2 separate regions of the Mus musculus genome follow, and region 2 is linked to region 1. The links are chromatin loops, found by intact Hi-C in ENCODE. Cell type or tissue: left cerebral cortex. All regions are shown on one strand. Region 1 has its middle 15 kb from the start of Mon2. Region 2 overlaps Mon2 (MON2 homolog, regulator of endosome to Golgi trafficking).

The links. Peaks named below come from ENCODE experiments on the same cell type or tissue, not always from the same donor. Only the 100,000 strongest peaks of a DNase experiment are listed, where the experiment ranks them.
Region 2: it touches region 1 in a loop (2.9-fold over the local background); 16 of 42 quality-filtered maps call a loop at or near these places.

Annotation. Positions count from the first base shown.
Region 1 is chr10:123,090,665-123,093,164 of GRCm38, reverse strand. No RefSeq gene overlaps it. Among named protein-coding and RNA genes, the nearest start is that of Mon2, 15 kb to the right of the region's middle. In left cerebral cortex, a CTCF peak has its summit at 1,193 (motif pointing right); a DNase peak (open chromatin) is centred at 1,203.
Region 2 is chr10:123,029,680-123,032,179 of GRCm38, reverse strand. Mon2 (MON2 homolog, regulator of endosome to Golgi trafficking) reads left to right here. Exons shown (of 36, transcript NM_001163024.1): 13 at 1,059-1,140; 14 at 1,886-2,070. Among named protein-coding and RNA genes, the nearest start is that of Mirlet7i, 45 kb to the right of the region's middle. In left cerebral cortex, no CTCF peak of the experiment used is centred here; a DNase peak (open chromatin) is centred at 1,389.

The sequences.
Region 1 (2,500 bases):
GACACAGTTCAGCAGTTAAGAGCACCGGATGCTTTTCTGGAGACCTTGGCTCAAGTCCCAGCACCCACATGGCAGTTCACAATCGTCTGTCACTCCAGTCCCAGGCGATCCGATGTCCTTTTCCAGCTTCTGTGGCCACTGCATGCAAGTGGAGCACAGACATATATGCTGAAAACCCATACACACAAAATGAAAATTAAGGTAAAAAATATTTCTAAGAAAGGAATATCTATAAAGTGCTTAAGACAATGGCAACTTATATGAACTTGGATACCTATTTACCTGTACCTCCTAAGAGTCATATGAATTTCATCAAGGAACCTCATCCATTAAGTAAGGAACTTCCTAAGTAGGAGTAGCTTCCTCTTCTCTGCTTCCTCCTAAGTCTTCGCAGCTGTCTCTGTCCGCCTGCCTTCTGGTGGCTTAACAAACATCTACTGTATTTTACACTATGTTAGTCTGGTTAAGCTCAAAATTTAAAAGCCTTGTCCTTCCATTCTTACCACATAACAAAATGAATCAATACTTAAGCAGTCTCATGCGAGGGAGGAGCTGAAGAGAAGGGAAGGCAGAAATACAAGGTAATCTATTCTTCCATTCCATTCCATTCCATTCCATTCCATTCCATTCCAAGCTATGTTATGCTAAGCTAGTCTAGTCTAGTCTAATCTATCCATTCCATTCCATGCTAGGCCATGCCATGCTATGCTATGCCATGCTATTCTAGTCTATCCCATTCTATTCTATGCCATGCTATGCTAAGCTAGTTTATTCTGTTCTGATCTTTTTAAATTCTATCCATACCGTTCCATGTCATGCTATGCTATGCTATGTTAAGCTATTCTAGTCTAGTCTAGTCCATTCCATTCCATGCTATGCTAGTCTAGTCTGTGCTGTGCTGTGCTGTGCTATGCCATGCCATGCTATGCTATTCTATTCTATTCCATTCTATTCTATTCTAGGCTAGGCTAGTCTATTCCATTTCATTCTATTCTATTCTATTCTATTCTATTCTAGGCTAGGCTAGGCTAGGCTAGGCTAGGCTGTGCTGTTCCATCATTTTCTCTGTCCCCCTCCTCCCTCCTGAAGAAAACACACTAGGAAATTGATTAGTGGGGCTACAGGAGGGTGTAGCACTTAAAAAGGTTGAGAAAGTTAGCAAATGATCACCTGGTTGTCACCAGTTCTGGCCAGTAGGGGGTAGCAATGTCCAGCTATAGAAATCCTCGTGGTTCCAATGTTCCTTGCTAGAGCGCAGAGAGGGACTGATCTCTGGCTTGTTTAGAGATAGATCATCAAGTACTTAAACTATTGGTGCCTGGTGGCAGGGGAGAAAAGACTGTTGGTTCTGTCCTGTTAGTACCGGGAAACTGTATCTACTGATGCTAGTGTTACCCAAACGTCCGGCTTGCCTCAGATCTGTAAGAAACTAAAAGGCTAAGAAACTAAAAGGCTAATTTCTCTAGCTCCTCCATTGGGGGCCGTGTGACCCATCCAATAGCTGACTGTGATCATCCACTTCTGTGTTTGCTAGGCCCCGGCATAGTCTCACAAGAGAAAGGGAACTGCAACCCTATAGGTGGAACAACAATATGAACTAACCAGTACCCGGGAGCTCTTGTCTTTAGCTGCATATGTATCAAAAGATGGCCTAGTCGGCCATCACTGCAAAGAGAGGCCCATTGGACTTGCAAATTTTATATGCCCCAGTACAGGGGAACGCCAGGGCCAAAAGGGGGGAGTGGGTGGGTAGGGGATTAGGGGGGTGGGTATGGGGGACCTTTGGGATAGCATTGAAAATGTAAACGAGGAAAATACCTAATTAAAAAAAAAAAGAATTCTATCAAAAAAAAAAAAGAAGAAGAAGAATAAAAAAAAAAACAAAAACAAAAAGAAACTAAAAGGCTAAAAATTTGGTTTGTTTGGTTGCTTGTTTCTGTTTTGTTTTTTACATTCATCAAATATTCTCAGCTGTGGACATGGAAAATCATAAATCATTCTCTCAAGGAAGGCAGTGACACCAGCTGCCCAGCCCTGACTCCTAACTCCTGACTTCTTATTTAACTTATTTGAGTTTTTGCTTAAGACACTTGCAGAAAGTAGCTAAAGGCAGGCTAGGCTGGCGGGGAGGGGGGAGAAGGGGGTGGAATACACCTGTTAGGGACTGGGGACAAGATAAGGCAGTCCCTAGCATGACAATAAAATCCAAGGACGCCACCCTGTGTCCTGAGCATTTGCTTTCTGTATTTACCACAGCCGGATAGAGGCTGTGCACTGGCCAAGAAAGTCCAGATCAGCTCTGTGTATAGAAGTTATTTGCCTTGTTTGGGACCCTGGCACTCTGGAGGCAGCAGGGGTTAAGGCCAGCCTGCTCCAGAGCACCTTGTCTTAAAACAAAACAAAAAAAAAAAACTGTGTGTATGTGTTTCCAGGGAAACAATGTTTCTCCTTTTTTAGTTACATTGCTTTATGTAAACTTCACTTTCACCTTTCTACACAG
Region 2 (2,500 bases), 61 kb after region 1:
CAATCTAGGATTTAATATTAACCTAGGTCTTATTCGTATTTACCATTTGTCCCAGTGTTTCTCCTTGTGGTCCTTGTTTTTGAATATACTGCTGTGTGAGGATATTTTCCTACAATGTGGAGCACAGTTCTTCAGCTCTTGTTCTATATGACCTTGACCTTGTTAGAAGGATGTATCCCGAGGTAGTTTATTCACTCTAAGATTAACACAGGTTATTCCTATGTTTAACTGGCTACTAGTTTGATGTATCAGTATGTGAGGAAGCAAAAATGCCAGGTTTTGGAGATGTTCACTTTTGAATATACTTGGATTTTTATTGAAGTATACGCACTGGCTGTGCTTTTTTAGTGTGGTGCTCTTTTCAGGCCCGATAGTGTTCTTTTGACATGTCTCGTGTCCCTCCGTCCCCTTACAACTCAACACAAGATGCTCTCAGTGAGCTCATGTTTCCAGTCCAGTCCAGGTGTTGATGAGTTTTCCAGGAAGCCCAGGTAGATAGAGCCGAGACTGACAAGGACACCTGTCACGTGTCTGGATTTGAAATGTCTGCTTCCTTGTACTAAAGGCCACGAAGTCACCCCAGGTTCTCTGCTTGTAGATCATTTCTGCAAGGTCAGTTCTAACTTTACAGATTTGTAAATCTCATCTCCACTGTGAGGTGCCCAGTGCGATTTGATTCAGTGTATTTACTTACGCTTCATTCTCAACATATATAATGGTGTTCTAGCTGAGCAAACCTTTAGACTCTAGTCCACATTAATTTCTACTTGATCACACAGGTAGACAGTTTGGCTACTGAAGGAAATGGAACTGGCATTATGTACCTTTAAAAAGATATTTCTTAACTGCATAGTGGACTATCATGTTTTAACTCTCATGTTTTAAAACAACTTCAAGACTTTTTTTTTTTTTTATTATGGAACTATCACAGCTTCTGCATTTTCATTATCTGGGTATTGTACATATTAGTGTGTGATACCTAATAACTGAGTTATTGACTCATAGACTGCCAGCTTGCTGTAATGGTGTCACCTGGTTAACTGTTATTTTTTTAGCAGTGAGCAGAGCTGTTTGGGAAGAGATGGTGAGCGCTTGCTGGTGTGGCCTTCTCGCTGCGCTCTCGCTCCTCCTCGACGCCAGGTACTACGTCTGAGTCTGTAAGCTTTACATTGTGTCATTGCAGTTAAAGCCGACGCTACAGTAACTTCCCCGTGTCCCAGGCATTTATTTCCTATGCCCAGTTTTCTGTGTGAGTAGAACTTTGACGTTCTTTTTCAATTCCATGTGCAGTATGATAACTTGTGTGCACACTGTCGTGAGAAGCTGGGGTGATTAGCATTGCCGTCTCCTGCTTTCTGTAAGAACATCGTGTCTCTCCCCACACCCACCCCCGAGCCTGAGTTTGCTCCGCACTCCCACCAGAGTAGTCATGATGCTTTCATCAGAGATACAGCTTTCAAACTATGGAGCGCTGTGTCATGTCAAGGCTTGCCACTGCCTAGCACTGATGATCATTTGCTTGCTATTTCTCCCCAGAATTAGCTGACTTTAAGATGCTTGATGCCAGGTGTGGTTCCTGCCTCTAACCCAGCACTTGGGAGGTTGGTGAAGATGGATTGGAATGAGTTTGAGGCCAGCCTGAATAAACACCCTGTCTCGGGAAACACAGAGAATGCTTGATATTTTTAGTTTAATCTTTATTCCATCCATGAATTGTATTACATGTTATAGGTCAGGCTTTAGATATTTGATTACTTGATTAAACTTCCATCCTAAGTGCATTGGGTCTAGCTTTTCTTGAAACCTCCCTGAGTGCATACGCTGAATCTTGTTGTAAAGCGTAACTGAAGTAAGCGGAAAGCTAAACAGAGCGCTTGTCTTCCAGCACAGATGAGGCTGCCACCGAGAACATTTTGAAGGCTGAACTGACCATGGCTGCTCTCTGTGGAAGACTGGGCCTTGTGACCTCGAGAGACGCCTTTATAACTGCAATATGCAAAGGCTCCTTGCCGCCACACTATGCTCTGACTGTGCTGAACGCCACCACTGCGGCGACACTCTCCAATAAATGTAAGCACTAAGCTGCACAGCTTCCTCCATCTGCTGGGCCAGCAGAGAAGGGGGTGGGAACTCCACGTTCAGGCTCCTCCCATCCCGGGCATGGACGGTGCTCCCTCCGGCAGGTGTGCTCCCGCCTTTCCATTTTGTCCTCTTCAACACAGTGCTTTTATCTCCTGAAAGGGAAGAGAGAAGATGAGACTTAGGGTCATTGGACTCTTTGTTTCTCTTTCCCATGTGGCCACATAGAATATATCTCTTTTCTTCTGCTCATCCCTTAAAAAAAAATGTGGAGAGATTAAATTGTAATTGCAATGTTAAGTAATACTTATATGTTATAAAGATATGTGCTATAACTATGGCCTTCCTTGTAACTATAGTATGTTGTTGGGGTGATGACTCCTGGTTTTCTGTCTGGCCTAATACAACTGCAATATTTCCA